Regions from separate parts of the Homo sapiens genome. Here region 1 is linked to region 2. A link is a loop called in an ENCODE intact Hi-C map of the cell type or tissue named here. Cell type or tissue: heart right ventricle. All regions are shown on one strand. Links, peaks and the distances in the headings refer to the core of each region. The heading gives the core; the rest is flanking DNA.

What was found. Hi-C counts contacts between places; a loop is a spot of excess contacts. Peaks named below come from ENCODE experiments on the same cell type or tissue, not always from the same donor. Only the 100,000 strongest peaks of a DNase experiment are listed, where the experiment ranks them.
Region 1: a loop joins it to region 2, with 4 times the contacts of the local background. A loop is called at or near these places in 2 of 110 quality-filtered maps.

What each region holds. Positions count from the first base shown.
Region 1 is chr18:74,989,946-74,998,287 of GRCh38, forward strand. All of the region lies in intron 8 of ZNF407 (zinc finger protein 407), which reads left to right. Among named protein-coding and RNA genes, the nearest start is that of PTGR3, 220 kb to the right of the region's middle. RefSeq lists enhancers at 4,802-5,303, 5,304-5,803. In heart right ventricle, for the core only: no CTCF peak of the experiment used is centred there; a DNase peak (open chromatin) is centred at 4,782; H3K27ac peaks cover 636 bases.
Region 2 is chr18:75,051,582-75,059,923 of GRCh38, forward strand. The region is part of intron 8 of ZNF407 (zinc finger protein 407); the gene reads left to right. Among named protein-coding and RNA genes, the nearest start is that of PTGR3, 150 kb to the right of the region's middle. RefSeq lists an enhancer at 1,819-2,319. In heart right ventricle, for the core only: no CTCF peak of the experiment used is centred there; no DNase peak of the experiment used is centred there; H3K27ac peaks cover 2,218 bases.

The sequences.
Region 1 (8,342 bases), core at 43-8,042, 62 kb before region 2:
AAATCCATGAATTATGAAAATGATATTCTCTGAAAATCAAACATCTAATATTCAGCAGCTTGTACATGTCCTGTGCTGCCTAAAATTTTTAAACATCATTCTTTACCAAATTCAAAAGTATTATCTTTAGAAAAATTATTGGAGATTTCTATGACACATTATTGATGTATTTTTAAGGATAATTGCAGAAGTGGGGGAAAGGCAGTAAACATCAGTGAAACTTCAGGTACTCGGGGTAATAGAATATTAAGCATAGAAAAATTAAACGCTCTGTGCAGATGTCAATTAGTTCCTTCTGCGAATCTGATACCCATCAACAAATGGAGTACTTAGTAACTTACCCTAGCTCAACCAAGTTTACTGTGACTGGCTTTGGTTAAGTTGGACAATAGCCAAAGGAATCTAAAATGCTACAGCAAAATTGTGGTCATTAAAGTAAATTTTGTCTGAATTTTATCTTTTTTTCCCTTAAATTTCTGGATTTGATTCACTTTGACACTCTTCTGATTCTGTTCTATTTCTGCATGCTATTAAACAATTTGAAACTGTATATGACAACAGAAATCTCTTTCAAAAGTCAAAGAATTGACAGGGTTTCCTGAAAATTTCAACCAAAGTTTTTATAACTTCACAGATGATTCATACACAATGTAAAATGCTAAGTGTAGCTGAGTTCCTTTTGAACTTATTTTTGCAGAAGTGATTTTTGGGAAACTGTGAGCTTTCATAAATGCCACATTAACTCTTCTTACAGAAGCAAAACAAAACCTCACACTCAACTCTTGACTTTGGCATCCAGTCTTCAGACGACCTCTGATGTATATGGGTGGGATTTGTGCACCATACAGCTTTGCGAAATGTGAAATTGCCCTATGGATGAACTGCAATCTGTTCTTTTGTGTATTTTACTAAAGAATGTCAGCTGAACTCGTGGGGAAGGGGAAGTGCTGATATGTCCTCCCTTGTCTTCAAGACACAGATGGCCCAGATATGTTTGTGGCTGAGTGTAGGTGAAGGGGGTGCTGAGCTGCCATTCAACAAAGATGGATGAAATCGGAGAAGTTCAGAGGAAAAAACTGGCATACACCCAGGGGCATTAGCATATGAAACCATTGTCTGATGTGCTAGTTCAGCTTACTTGCACATTGAATTTTCAGTTAGGTTTTTTTCTAGTTTATTTAATTACCTGCTTATAACAATTCAAGCAAGTCATGAGAAAGTTATAACTTATGAAACTAAAAAGCTGATAGCACGCAGATAAAACCTGGAAACCAAAATCTGAGGGTAGTAGAAGGGACTCCTGTAGAAGCTTCACATAGCTGTTTGTGTGCACACACTTCGATTTGGGTTATGTTTAACAGCAGTGCCTTGCAAGATGAAACTGCTGTGGTTTTCAGTAGCTTTTACCTTCTGTATATCTTTGATTTCTAGAACTATATATTTTAAATGTTGTGGCACCAATAAAATTTTGAGAATTGTAAATCTAATAGCAATTAGGCCATTTTCTTTCTAAGATGAGTCATCTCTTTTACAATGAAGAGAAGGCAAGTCTTGTGTGGCAATTTTTCTATTTAAAATGGGCTGCTAGCATTATAGCATATACATATATATTCTTCTTTAAAATCAATACCTATTCGGTATTGGTCACTAAATTTAAACATGGTTATTCTTAACATTTCCTAAAATTTATTCTTACCTTAATGGGCTTTCCATATATATTATGAAATAGGTTGAGTTCTATGTTCAGATTTCTCTAACATTTCTGAGCCCACTGATTCTTCACTTGTGGCCATCACTACATCACTTAATCTAGTTCACCCACTTAAACTCTCAGATGTATCCCAGACTCAGCATTTGAAAACTAATGTTCAGCCAAGTCCCTTCAGGAGTATTCCTTGCTTCTAGTTAGCCTTCTCAAACAGTTTTGAGAGAAAATAATAGGTCCAAAACTTACTTTTCTACATGAACCTTGTAGGTCCAAAGCTTACTTTTTAGCATGAACCTTGTATAAATTTGAACTCTCCAGCTTCGCATGGCACCAGGAAAGCTGAAAGGATATCAGGGTTTTAGGACTTCCCCACTCCTCACAATGGAACTGCCACAGCCAGTGAGAACTGAGGTCATGCATCTTAGAGCAGTAGCATAGGGGAGGGATGAAGATGTATCCAGGCTGAAGCCAGCTGCTGTTCTGAGTGCCCACGATACATTCATGAGCAAAACGAGGAGTCTTGGCCTTCTGGAGTATTTATTCTAGCAGAAAGAGACAGACACTGAACAAAAGGCATAGTAAATAATTACATTCCTTTTTAAAAGATAAAGTACTATAAAGAAAAGACAGTGGAGAAAAATAGTGGGGGTTGGGAGTTCTGGAGATGGCCCTGGGTGGGGAGGAGACAGGCAGTTACCATAGTCGATTGGAAGGTCTGGGTAGGCCTTGTTGGGATGGAGACATAGGAGCAAGGAGTTGAAGGTAATTAGAGAACTCGTTGTGGGTCCGCCTGGCACAAGAGTGTTCTGGGTGGAAAGAAGAACCAGTGCAAAGTGAACTGAAACATCACTGGTGTGATGGGGCAGATTGAAGGTGGGGAAATCCGCATTTCCATGGTGAGCTGAGGATTCGTGGATAAGAGCTGGATGACATCAAGAAGGGCTGTGAGCGTCACGGAAGGTGGACCTTCAGACTTCTGTCGAAGAGAAAACTACAGTGAGGGGTCTCCCCTGGGACAGTTGGAGTTTGTTTATTTGCAATAAGGCAAGTGTTGTTGTTTGCAGAAAACTGTGACAAGGCCCTTTGCATAGAAGTCTCACAGTGATTTTTGGGATGGGCACAAAAGAGTGAACATTCTCACTTCAATTTTAAGAAGACAAAGATTCAAACAAAAAATAAGCAAAAGAAGATATTTAAGCAGCCAAAAAGCACATGAAATGATGCTAATCATCGCCAGTTTTTAGGAACGTGAAAATTAAAACTATAATAACATGCCACTGCACACCCACTAAGATGACTGAAATTAAAAAGACTTAAGAATGCCAAACATTAGTGAGGACATGGAGGAGCATCTGGAATTGTTGGGCATTGCTGGTAGTACTGTAAAAATGGTACAGCCAATTTGGAAAACAGTTTAGCCATTTCCTGTAAAACTAAACATATACTTACTTACCATATGACCCAACGATTCCACTCCTAGGAATTTACCCAAAAGGGATAAAAGCAAAAAGCATATATTCATGCAAAGATTTATATATGAATATTTATGATAGTTCTATATGTTTATAATAGCTATTTATAGTCAAAAGCTAAAAATAACTCTAGTGCCCATCAACAGCAGATGAATGGACAATTCATCCGTAACATGGAGTATTAGCAATAAAAATGAAGGCACTATGGATGCACTACATTATGGATGAGTCTCAAAAGTGTGCTAAGCAAAAGCGCAGACACAGAAGAGTGCACTCTGCAGTTCCACTCATTTCCCGAGCCGCAACAGGCAGTTCTCATCCATAGGGTTGTAAGCCAGAGCTGTGTTTTCCTGGGGCTGGGACAGGGGACCTCAGGAAAATTCTGAGGGTAATGAAATTATTCTATATCTTATTTGTGGTGGTGGTTACAAGGGTGAGTAGATGTGTCAAAACTCATTGAGCTATACACTTAGAAGTGTATCCAATTAACTGACTATAAATTACACTTCAGTAAGGTTGGTTTTAAAAAATGTTTGAAGCTAAACTGTTAAGAAACAAAAAAATACGCAGCGATTAAGTAATAGTTAACAGTGTTCCCTAATCTAAGGAAAGCTCGTCAGAAAACTGTATTTAGGGCTGGGCTTTAAATGGTTCAAATGGTGAACACTCCTTTGGGTATAGGATATGGAAAAATACTTTGTAATTTAAGATGCAGAAAAACAATTTGAATCAGGTAAGCTCTCATTTAGGAACATTCTTCTAAATGACTGGCGTGTATTTTAATAAGTGACTGAAGTGTGAGAGACAAAGACTGGTGCACTATTCCAGAATAAAGGAGATTCACAGACACGCCACATAATGCTGTGGTCCGGTTTGGACCCTGCGCCAGAATTTCTTCTTCTTTTATCTGTTTTGCTATAAACCACATTGTTGGAACATCTAATGAAATTAGAATAAGGTCTGTAGATTGGAGAATATTAGTGTATCATTTTTAAATCCCACAGTTTTGTGCATTGTTCTGTGGCTGTGTAAGAGAAGGTCCTTGTTCATAGGAAGCTCACAAGTATTCATGAGTAAAAGAGCATCAGTTCTTCAGCTTACTCCCAAATGGCTCATAAAAAAAAAATGTGTATATATAGAAAGAGTAGATAAATGCTGTAAAACATTTACAATGAGATAAAAGTATAAGAGAGTAGTTCTTTGTGCCATCCTTGCAACTTGTAAATTTGACATTATTTCCGCTTAAAAAGTTACAAAAAATAAGATCAAGATCCAGGTTGTGTCAAAGGGCTGTTTGCTGAAAAGCATGCAAATTTCCTGTGAGGAAATAACTGGGAAGAGCCACAGAAGTGATGAAAATGAACATTTCCAGAGAAATTGTGTCTGGAAAGTCTGCATCCTTGTTTAAAGCAAACAGTCAGGAAGGAGGCCAGTGGCAGAAGGGGAGGCAGTTCGACCCTGAATGTGGACTGTCCCTGCTGGTGTGTGTCCATCTGTGCAGAGAGCAGGGCTCATGTTTAGATTCTCAAACGGTAGGGAGTATTACAGTGCAGTTCACTTTGGACACGTGTCCTATGACCAGGAAACCATATGCAAAAGACGGCAGCGGCACTCAGGACCCAGCGACAGGAAGAATAGATGATGGAAAGGGCCGGGGAGGGCACTCGTGGGCAGTGAGCGGCCACAGCACAGTGTGGACAGAATTCTGGGAGTGACTTTGAAGACAGAGTTGAGATTTTTTTCTACAATTGATGAGGGTGGAAGAAGTTTATTATTGATTTATCAACTATCTAGACATAAAAGCAACGAAATTTCAAGGAGACGAAATGGTGTCCAAATGTTAGAGAAGTGACAAGCCGTGGTTCTGCAGCTGTATTCATTTTAAGCAGGCTAGAAATCTTTACTCAATGTATGTATTTTCTTTCTCTGACTTCCTGTGTGAAAAAACAGTTTGACACCCTGAAATGACTCACATCCTGAATATGTTGCTAATTGAATATTTATCGAAGGCTGACTTATATTTGCAAATTCATGGAATGTAAAGGACAGTGGAGCTAGATCTGCGTGACTGCAGGGGCAAGTGTGAACGGCAGGGCCTGGCTTGGGCGATTTGAGTGTGCCAGGAGCCGTGGCACCTTAGGGCTAAAGGAGACCACATCCATGGTAAACAGCATTCTGGATGCTGTGTGGAGAGTGGCCAGAGGGTCACAAAAGGGGCAGCCAAGAGACAGGTTCAGAGACTACTGCAGTAACCGAGCTGAGGGTGATTCGATCCTACACTGGGTTGCAGTGTGGGTGGACCAGTTGTGAAGTGGGCAGGTTCTAAAAAAAGCATTAGGCTATCAAAGAAACCTTAACACTGATCCTCACAGAAAATAGTATTTTATTCGCTTCCTAAATTATTTTGCTGACCGTGCTGTTTGTAGCTCTGGGTCAGCTCTGTCTCACTGTGCATTTGTTATATTTCTTTTTTCTTTCTGTTTTCTAGATTATTATCAATGAAGTCTTAATCTTTTTTAATGAAATCATTTGGAAGAGGCTTTGGTGGGAGAGGCAGAAGGGAGGGTGACAATGCTGGGCCCTTCCTCTGTCTTTTTCTGGGCAGTTCATTCGGCTGTGCTCTGAGGCTACCATTTCTTGTTTAAGAGATACCGAGGGACTTGTGCTTGGCTCTGCTTTTTTCCTTAGACAACTTTGTGTTAGATCAGGGAAATCTATATGCATTCAGAGTGAGTGGTTTTGTTATTTTTACTTTGAGAATTTTTAGAATTGTTAGAAGCTTGGGATTATAAGGCCATGTATTCTTAATATATTAAAATTCAGTTTTAACCACTGTGATGTGAATACATGGTCTTTGGAAGCTTTTAAAGTAAATTCTTTCAAAATACATGATAAACTCAGCATTAGGTATCATATCTAGAAAACTACTCAAGTTTGGTTTTAATACTAAACAAATAGTGTTCAGTATTGAAATGTTTACAAATTGAATAGTAGGATTTTATGTTAATCAGCCCGCTGAAAACGGAGGCAGGACTTTATGAAACAGAGAAGGCAGCTTCCGTAAGGTAAATCCTACTAGATGAGGCAGGCGCCAACAAGCATTTTCTTAGTTTTTCACAGCGGTGGCTTTTGAGGCTGTAAAATGATGACTCTGGCCTCCTGTGTGAATAAGAGCATTTAAGGTGGACAGTTTGGGGTTTCAGTTAGTCACCTTCCTTGATTTGAGAAACGCTTATCACTTATTATGGCAGTAAAAATGATTGGTTACTTACAGTCTTAGGACATATTTTAACTGTGTTACTTGGGCATTCTGGATGTGTTTTTATTTTAAAATGTATTTAGAAAAAGGAAATGAAGTCAGGAGGTGAACGGCAATAAGTGTTTAATAGTCGCAGATGCACAAAAGGCAGGGCTCTGATTTCGTTATTCAACCTTTGTGCACAGGCAGAGAGCAGCTCAGAAAGTGATTCTTCGAATATGGGATGTAGAATTAGGTTACAACTTCTGCTGATGAAGAAAATGTGAGGTTCCGAATGGACATTAGACATTTTAGATTAGAAAGAGGAAAGGAAAGTAATGAGTCCTATTTCTAAATGAATTTAAAAAGCAATCTGATTTTAGTTCTTGCAAGGCAGAGAAAATAAAATAAAAACTATCGTACTTTATTTACTAACCAATGAATTGAATTGTCTGCCTTTTATTACAGATGTAAAGTAAAGACTATGAAGAGACAATCATTTTTGTAGCTATCAGACTTTCAGTAACATATCTCTTGTGGTTTAAATAACAGATAGTTTAAGTGTTTTTCCATTACCTTTGTGTAAATGAAAAATGCATAAAATATTTTAGCAAGGCAAAGTAATCCAAGGAGATTGTTATTTTGTGTTACAAATTAGGTTATTTCTGTCATAAAATTAAAGAAAAAAATCAACGTTAGGACATTTCAGCTTAATATCATTTACCAGAAGGCATGTGTAACAGATTTAATGAGCTAGCAGGTCACCTGAATCCAGCTGTTCCCGACCAGCTTTATGAAACAGAGAATGCAGCTAGCAGTGGGAGGTAAGCATTATTACAAGCTCTCAAGGAGTTACAAAATCGATTTCTGCTTGAATGAATTAATTTAGATTATCAATTTATAACCAGCTACACGAATCCCATCAACTCAACAGTTCCGTGAATGATCAGGTTCAGTCCTTGTAAGGGCTTCACAATTAGGGGCCTCTCGCAGCTCTGCAGTTAGCACCTGCCTGATGGCTCTCCTGACAAAGTTACTGGGCCCAGCAAAAGGAAAAGGGAACTGCTTGTTCAGGCCCATCGCAGACGTAAAATACAGCCTCTTGAAAAAATAGACATAACAAAAACTTAAGTAAAAAAAATAAATAAAAAGACTAAATGTGCATGTTTGAGATTTTTGTCCTTGTGCCCTTTTTGTGTCCATGGGCCCATGTGTCCGTGGAGTGGTTCTGACCATTCCAGGTGAACTTTAAAATCACCCCTCTGCACTTTGGAATGTTGGGGACAGAGCTGTTTCCTTCAGACTCATTAGAAAATGACCAGCCAACTGTGGCCATTTTCTTCTCCTATAAAGGCTGGGGTTCTAAGCATTTGTTTCATGGTGAAAAGTGGATTCAACCTGCTCTTCTTCTTCCTGCGTAGTCACTTTTTTTTACTTCTACCTCTGCTTACCCAGCTGTCTAAAAACGAAAAATGCTCATTCTGATCCACAATACTAGCCATTTCTTGAAGACATTTTTTCTACTCAATCTTAAATTGATCACATGGCTCTGTTGTTCTTCACTTGTTTTCTGCAATCCTGATGCCTTACACTTGTACCCTGTGTGGAGATCACTCTCACAGCCATGATCTTGTGCAGCCTTTGCAGCACCTGCGGAATGTGCAAGTGATGTTCCTCATCTCCAAGATGAGGAGCCTGGTGCCAGCTGCCAGTGGGACCGCTGCACCCACGGGCTCACCAGTCATCCAAGGAGGGCTGGGATTTGAACACAGGCCTTCAGCTGCACAGTTAAGAATCCTTTTTTTCATGGGATGATGTTTCTTGTCAATAAGATTTAATTCCCTGAGGCAGAGAGAGTTTTAATTCCTTTTTCTTTAGTTTACTCAGCTTAGCTCAGTGAAGGGCAAAGCAAAAACACCAAGAA
Region 2 (8,342 bases), core at 272-8,271:
AAAGAAACATATTCAGGGTTCTAGAGAAGAGAGAATTGATATGCAATGGAATCTCTGAACCTTGGAGGTTTTAAAACTGTTCCAGTTCTTAGATATCCTACCCTTTAAAAACTTTAACAGCTCTTAAAGAATTAACAAGTGTTGCTCAAACATTGTGTGTCGGGACTTATTCCAGCCATGCTGCTGCTAGTCTGGGGGTCGGTCATCAGGTAAGGAGCTATGTGAGACATGTCCGAGGGGCTTTTCTCCAGGGAACTCCCTAAAAAGCAGAGACCACCACATGTCATCAGAACTCAGGCACTCTCATAAGTGAAGGCCAGGTTCATTTGACACACAGCCAGCTGCCCATTTGACATAGTCCTGAACATAGTTTAGAAAGGCCCGCCTACTTAACTCATGTCTGTCCTCCACCCAGAATGCCATAGATTCGCACTCAGGAGAGGCTCTGGGGAAGACCTTTGGATAAGGAACGTGATGAGGAGAATGGAAATGGAAGGCTACCCTTGTCAAACACCGCTAGCAGTGCTTGCATACGTGTGCATGTCCACGAAGGCGTGTGCTTGGGTGTGCTTAATTTTATGTATGCATGTGTATGTATATATTTCAAGAAAACATGGAAATGTTACATTTGATTAAGCATATAAAGTGTTTAAATTTTAGAAAATGGTATTAATAATTAGCCTATTATGCCCCATTGTATAATTACATTACCTCGCTGTTATCTGCCACAGGAGTCGCGCGCTTATGCTAGATTGCCTTTGCCCCTTCAGAATATTACGATGAGCCATTTTTTGAACCACAGCAAAAAAAACAACAACAAAGAGTGGGACAGAATGCCACTGCTCTCCCTCCATGAAGGAGCTCAGGGAGCCCGTCTTCCGGTCCTCCCATGTCCCTTGAAGATCCTCCACCAGTGTCAGGCCTGTAGCTTTATTTTTGGGACTGGGAAGTTCCGGCAGAAGAAGTGGCCCTTAGACATTCCACCCGAAAGCATTCCAAGTCCTGCCTTTCTAACCCCTGTTGAAGATTATGTTAAGTGGGCAACTGGTTGTGTGCCAAGTGGACTCAGGCGTCAGCCGCCTGATAGAGCTCGTTTCTTAGGTACCTGAGTTTGGATTACACATAATGAATTCAGTTTTCCACTTGTTCACGTCACCATTCCCACACAAAGTGCCTTCTGGGGGTGCCTGTGCGGCACCCGGTACACAGCTTTGCTACTGCTTTCCTGCACGTGCACCCGGGTGGAAGGACACATGTGCGTGGATGTCACTCCCTGATCAGCGTTCGGACCCATACCGCATGCTTGTTGCTATGTGTGCCTGCCAGCCAGCTCCTTTCAAACAGGCTTTTAGTGAAAAGGCGAAATAGTGTTGCCTGTTTAACAAAGCCTTTAATTTCCCTGATAAACTGCTAATAATTTTTTTAAAAGATAGTTTTCCTGTTTACGCCCTCTTGGAACACAGTGGAATCGTGTGGTCCTGTAATTGGCCCCAGCCCCATGACACATGATTACCTTATTGGACTTACTACCCTATTTTAAAAATCTACTGTGGAAATTTTCTGGAGGACTTCAGTGTGCCGTGCATAGCTGCTGAGATAGAATGACGCACTGTTCCCTCTAGACACAGTGAGGCCTTAGTGCCGGCCGCACCCAGGTCCCGCCTCACCCCGTCCTGTGCATTTCAGATGTGCACAGTGCACCAGGTGGACAGGACCCCGTCAGGTCTGGGCTCAATATTCATTTGGATTGTGCTTTCTAAAAGGATCTCCCTCTGAACTTCCCTTGCTTCTCAGAAAAGCTAGGTCAGGTGTGTGGAGGGAAACCACGGATACTGCCTCACCAAGCTGCCTGACTGTGGGTTCCAACAGCTGCCACTTCACTCAGGGTTTCCATTTGAAAGTTAGTTTCTATTCATTCTGCTCATTCCAGAGTCAGGGTTCATGCCTCATAGTTTGTCTTTTGTTTGATTTTTGTTAAGCTTTATTATCCCAGGGGTATGTTATTCTGTAGAGCCCAAGCCACAGATACTCTGCAACTTTCAAGAGGAATTTAACTTAGATATTTAGGAAAATGTTGAAAATGAAGATAGTAGTTTCTACTGGTTAGGAAGAAAATGCGTTATCGTTTTCTACCTTGACAATGTCAGCGTCCAGTCCGCCCACTCGGTCCTGCCGTGTGTAGAAAAGGCTGAGGCTGGGTGTGGCCTGGCACAGAGGCTCTCCCAAGTCCATCCAGGTAGATCCAAGGAAGGACTGAGGGCCATCGTCCCCTCACCTTCATGGCCCTGTGTCCTCCCCTTGACTTGCTCCGCGGTGACAGCTCCTGAGGCTTTGCTTCCCCCGCACCTGGCAGCCTTGCCCAGCCAGTGGTGGCCTCCTGCACCCTTTCTCCTGCTTTCATTTCCTGGACTCAGGGATTTCTGCGGGTTTGGATCTCCTGCCTCAAAGAGCCCGGGCCTTCCCGAGTTGCTATCCACAGGGTGCTGGAGGTCTCCTGGCACACACCAACTCCGTTGGAAAGAGCAGCCATGTGCCCAGCACATATGATTCATTTTAAGGCATAGAGAAGAAATCCGCATTGTTTCAAGTGTACACAAGCAGCTGCTATCGTTTGGCTATGAGCAGATGTTAGACCTCCGAAAGCTTTGCTGATCATTAAAATACTAACAGTTAGTGTTTTACCCCAGCCGTCGGTTCTGTTTACTGTAAATTTGATTTTAATGATGCCTCTGTGCGGTTACTGAGAAGCAGTTTGCTTTCTACCTTCATATGAAAGTGTCTACAATGAAGACAAATGTCTGTTTCCTCTCATTTCCTTGGGAACAATATGAAGATACTATAATATAAAGGAAATATAAACATGACTACAAAAGTGAATGTGGGTTTTTTTATAGGGTTTTGCCAGAAAAAGAAAAAGGAAAAAGTTGAATCTGTCTTGTTAGCCTTTTAAAGTAGCCTTGTTAGATGCATGCCCTCCAGGAGGACCGGCTGGGCTTATTTGCATAATTTTACCTTTTAAGGTATGTATAATGTGTACAACTTTTGAAAAATAGGCCTTGTCTCCTGATACTGTTTATCTGCATTGGGAGTTCATAGACTATCAGAGGACATTTAGGAAAAGGTGGTTGGGATTCCTAATTTCCTGATTCCATAAGAATGCCTATTCCAGTTTGTTACGTCTTTAAGTCAAACAGAGGCAGCCTTACAGTAAGCAGGGGGGCGCTATTTGTCTGGTAGAGTTTGAAGGTCTTCTGGAAGCCTCACTCCTGAGGGACTGACATTCCACAGCTCTTTTCCAAGCATGGGCTCCCCCCCATACAAAGCCTGAAGGGCACTGTTACGTGTTCTCAGCCATTGTCACTAATGCTCACACACGTGTCGGCACACAGGAGCAGAAGGCTTGCACTGGAAGGAGAGGCCAGGGTGTCTCCAAGAGGGACACCCCCCTTCCCATTGGCCAGGGCTCTGACCTCAACACCCGGAAATGTGTGCAGAGTGAGAGACGCACCCTATGTTGATACTGCATGGGTTCCCCTCCACCACTCCTCCCCGTGCTTTATTTCAAATAGGACTGAAGACTTTTGAGCACTTTCTGCTGGCACATCAACTGGCTGTTCTGAAGAAGTACTATTCATGGGTAAATGACTAGATCAGAGCCCTTCCCAGCCTAATTTTAAAGTGCCATCTCATCGCCCTCCATGAAACTCAATGACACTGTTTCTGTCACCTGAGTTCGATTTCCAAAGGTACATGGTTGTGCACCACGATCTCTCTGTGTAGCTCACAGGCCTCTGCCCAGCAGAGAAACAGTTAACCTCTGCCCTTCCTCTCCACCCCACAAAGCCCGTCAAGATAACCTTAAAGCACGCATTCTCATCTTCCTGAGTGAGATTTGTGTGCATCACCTCTATTACTGTTAGATCTTCATGCATGAAAATGATAATATAGACCTAAGGGTCTGGTATAATACAACATTTCTTAGGGTTTGTGACTTTAAAGGTAAAATATTGTCTTTTGTTCTTTGTCACTCTTCAGTGGCCATGGAAATATCTAGGCCCATGGAGACTATTCTTGGTAAAGTTAGAAACCTGCATGATTATGTATTTCCAACTCGAGATAAAATTTAGTCTTCATTTTTTGTGAATTTCCAGAATTCTTTTCAGGGGTTTTATATGATCATCTTCAGTTGCTGCCAGTGTTAAATGTCGCACCCATGGCAATTAAGAAAAAGGGACTAAAACTTTTGGTACCTAAATTTTTGCCCTGGTTTATTGTAAATGTTCCTTCACTAAAAATTGCATGGTATATCCAAAGAAATTGTGTATTTGAATGTATGTGAAAGAATTTTTCGGAAATGGTGTGAATCTCAGCTAATTTTTACAGAAAAGCAATTTCCCCATCTCTTCTTATAAAACAGCAGCGTCATGAAATGCGGGGCATGGCGAAGACTTTATATACTGTCCTCCTTCAACATATTTTTATATGTTTATATGTGGTATACAGCAGATAGTTACCAAAACTCCTTTTAATTATTATGCTATGATATGTCTAACTTGTCCTTAGGCCAGCTCCTGTCAGCTGACCAAAACTGATCTGTACTCTGAGATAAATCTCACTAGTTTAGCTACCATGTTTAACATGCATGTCAAAGGCTAAAAATAATTCTTAATCTTGTATTTCAAGTAACCTTTCTGTTTCTGTTTTGTGTGTGAATTTTAGTAACGCTGACCAGAATGTGTTTCTAACCATTGAAAATAATGGAGAAACATGAGGTACTGACCAACCAACCTGTGTTCTTAAAAACTTTTTTAAAAAAGGAGAAATTGCCATTTGGTTACTGGAATATAAAACTAAGAGGTTACTCTGTCCCATGTTATACCAGATTCATACTCTTTCTTTGATCCTAGCGAAGTCCCTAAACCACTTGATTGGAGTTTTCCCTTCAGGAACTTGAGGAAGTTCACATTGTTTAGTACAAGAAGTAGCTCAAAGGCAGGGAGTCCCCCGTAATATGTACCAGTGTTAACATAGAAAGCATCACTTCTTCAAAACCAGAGTCCAGTGGGAGCTCTGTAACAGGACATCTTGCATAATGCCAGGGAATTATTATTGTCTATAAGATGAATAAATTCTGGAGCAATTATTGAGATCAGTTTGACTGGCCAAACTATCGGTGACTGCTATTGTAAGAATAATGTATTCCCTGCTTTGAAATTTCTAAAAGGTTATATTTCATTGAATTTTAATTTGTCATTTTTCCTGCTTTCACTTGAGAAACTTATAAGCTTTTGTGACATTAAAATATGGCTCTAATTTATTAGCATAATCTGTTAATATTGTTTCATTTTAATAGACATTAAGTATGATTTCTTAACATTCTTGTTAAAATTACATCTTAAAATTGAAGCCAAGAAAAATTATATGTGGCTTAAGAATTGCAATGTCATGTGTGTCCCAAATTTTTATGTGAAAATTTTTTTAATCGCATCGTATTCAAGGTGCTTTCATTACGACAAGGAACCATCCCAGCATTCTCAAGCTTACTGGGCCTACGAAAATATAAAATCTAAAGTACATCCAGTGTCTGAGATGTAACCTAGCAATGTATCAACATTTAGTACCATTTCAGGAGAAGCTTAGAAATTTAAAATAAATGCCAACTCACAGCAACAGAGTGGTTTACATAGGATATTAGCACAGGCTTTTGTAGGCATTAGGCATCTCACCCCACGACACGTCTTTTTAATGCCATCTTTATCTGCTACGTGATGCATGAAATCTACTTTCGGTTTTAGAACTGCTAACAACCTTTGACCCCTTTAGTGGAGACACAATGTGACCTTTCTATTGTCATCAGCTTTCATTCTCCTGAAAATTCTATGAATTTTTATTACAAGTTTTTTTTTAAACCAAGCTGAGGCTTCCACAAATTACTTGCCACAGATGAGATGAAGTTGTTGAAGTGGTGTTAGATAAGTTTTACAGCCAGCACGTGTGCGGCCGAGGAGCCCAAGCCTGTGTCCTACAGTGTCATACACCAGTAACTGCTGAGCCTACTATTGGATAAATACATCATTTTAGGGAACATTGATTGTTCTATAAACCCAATGGAGTATTATGCTCTATGATCAAACCATTTAGATTGTGTGTAGAGCACAGAAAATGCCATATTCAGGATGGTACTAAAAGTGCCATTCGTGTATTTTATGGATGTCATTACAGGGGAAACTTCTCTCTGTAGGCCCTGTTTACTGCAAAATTTTTTAGTCTGTAATGACATTTTTCATTCACAACGTATGCCTTCAAGAGAGGGGGCCCTTGTTTTATTTTTTTCATTCGGGTTTACTGCACAAATTCTGTACATTTTAATTAAATGTAAGCTTAACAAAAGCGTAAGGTATTTATTCTGTGGGAACAAATGATGACAGTAAGGAAGGAGCAGCACACACACAGAGGAAGGAGTCAGGTACGCAGCCCTGTGCTGCTTCCCAGAAGCACACCAGCCAGCAGAACTGAGCCCCTAGCACAGTTTTGGGGAGCAAAGTCTCTGCAGCTTAACCCCTCCACCCCCGCATAATGGAGCTTGTGTTTTTCCACGCTGGAGATGTTGGCTTCAAGCACGCAGAAGGAGCTGCAGCATCATAATGGCATCCCAGAGCAGCGAGCCGAACTCAAAATCCTCTCCCCAAAAGCAAATCCTCAGACACCCCAGTAACTACCTTTTTATTCCATCCAAGCTGTGAACTTTCAATGCATTCGGCTCTGAGAAGGGAGTAAAATATCTTTGTGCTCACGAACGCAAACGGGCAGAAAGTGAGGACTTTGTAGATGGGCACGAGGCTGCATTTTAATGTCACTGTGCCTTCTACGCAAAGCTGCTTATTGCCCTGTTGAAAACAGACCCAAAAAAGAATGATTTTAGGCACACTGTTTGGTTAACTACTGTTACTGTATTGAAATCTGACACTGTCTTTTTTAAAGGTACCGTAATACAAATACTACATTGAGCATCCATGCCCCATTAAGGCTTTGTGCGATTTTGGACACATAACAGTGACTAAGCAGTGAAGGATGCAACCTGTACCACGTGCCTGTTTCCCAAACGCTGTATCCATTTGGCCATTTGCATTTGGTGAGCTTTACAGTTCATATTTACTAGAAAGAGCTCAAAACTGGAGGTCGATGTACCCAGTACATTCTTGGTCATAGCCCAGTTAGGGTTTAAAGTTATAGAAGAGATTCACATTCGTTTAAATGACACTTGAACTTCTACATAGCTCAACATTAATTCATCATGGTTGAAATGGAAGAATCTTCAGTGGGTGAATCTTTTTCAATCTGATTGAGGCTGTTACATTTTATAGGTGCTATTTTTCAAAGCAGTACTGACAGCACTCGAAGTTATTAAATTGCTGAATCAAAAGATGGACCCGCGCTCGCATTTATGAACTGTGATGGACTCGCTGGGCCTGTGCGTGTGCGGAGGTGAGGACATTGGTGTTGCTAGGCTTCGTCACACCCCACACCGACAGCAGTATTTACCCATTTAGTTTACATTAATGGTCTGGAAGTGGCTTAACCCACCTCTGGATTAAAATACATTCAGTAAGTAGTTCAGAATAGCATAATTATCAGTGCTGCAAGGGATCCAAAGGATAATTCTATACCCAAGAGATTTCCTGTCCAGTTACAAAGTAAAGAACAATTGCTTGGACTCAAGCATGCACCATTTCTTCCTGAGACTACTGAAGAAGAGGATGTTTGTTCTTTCCTTCCCAACTACAGTAGTTTCTCCTCTCTCTTAATGTACTGGCAGTATGTCCTTTTCTGTAATTAAAATTAATGGGGGAGGGGAATGACCAGAAGGCTGCCTTCTTTGTTTTTGTGTCCTTATTTCCGTTTTTTTCAAATTCTGAATTAGACTAAAAATGACATTAAAATTAGAGAACGGACAGAAACAAATCAAGGTTGACATGTGAAGATGGCGCTGGGTAGAAAAGTAGGGTTGGGGAGAAATTGCAAGCATACCAGAGAAAGAATGTGTCAAATACAGGAGACAAAGATCTAGAGGTCCTAGCAGATGGCAAACTGACCGGGGATCAGCCACACGGGCCCGGCTTATGCTCAGGCGGAAAGGAAGCATGAATACAGGAGCTGTGGGCGCCACCCTCTTGAGGCTTCTGACCTCTCCGAGGAGAGAATATAGGAGGATCAAAGTTTACAAGACAACCATGAGACAGGCAGCGATTCGGCCCCTGCCCGTGGGACCTGCACGCCCACCCTCATTTCAGCTCAGCTTTTAAACTCTGATCTTCCCTCGGTCAAGGCACCAGGCGGGGATG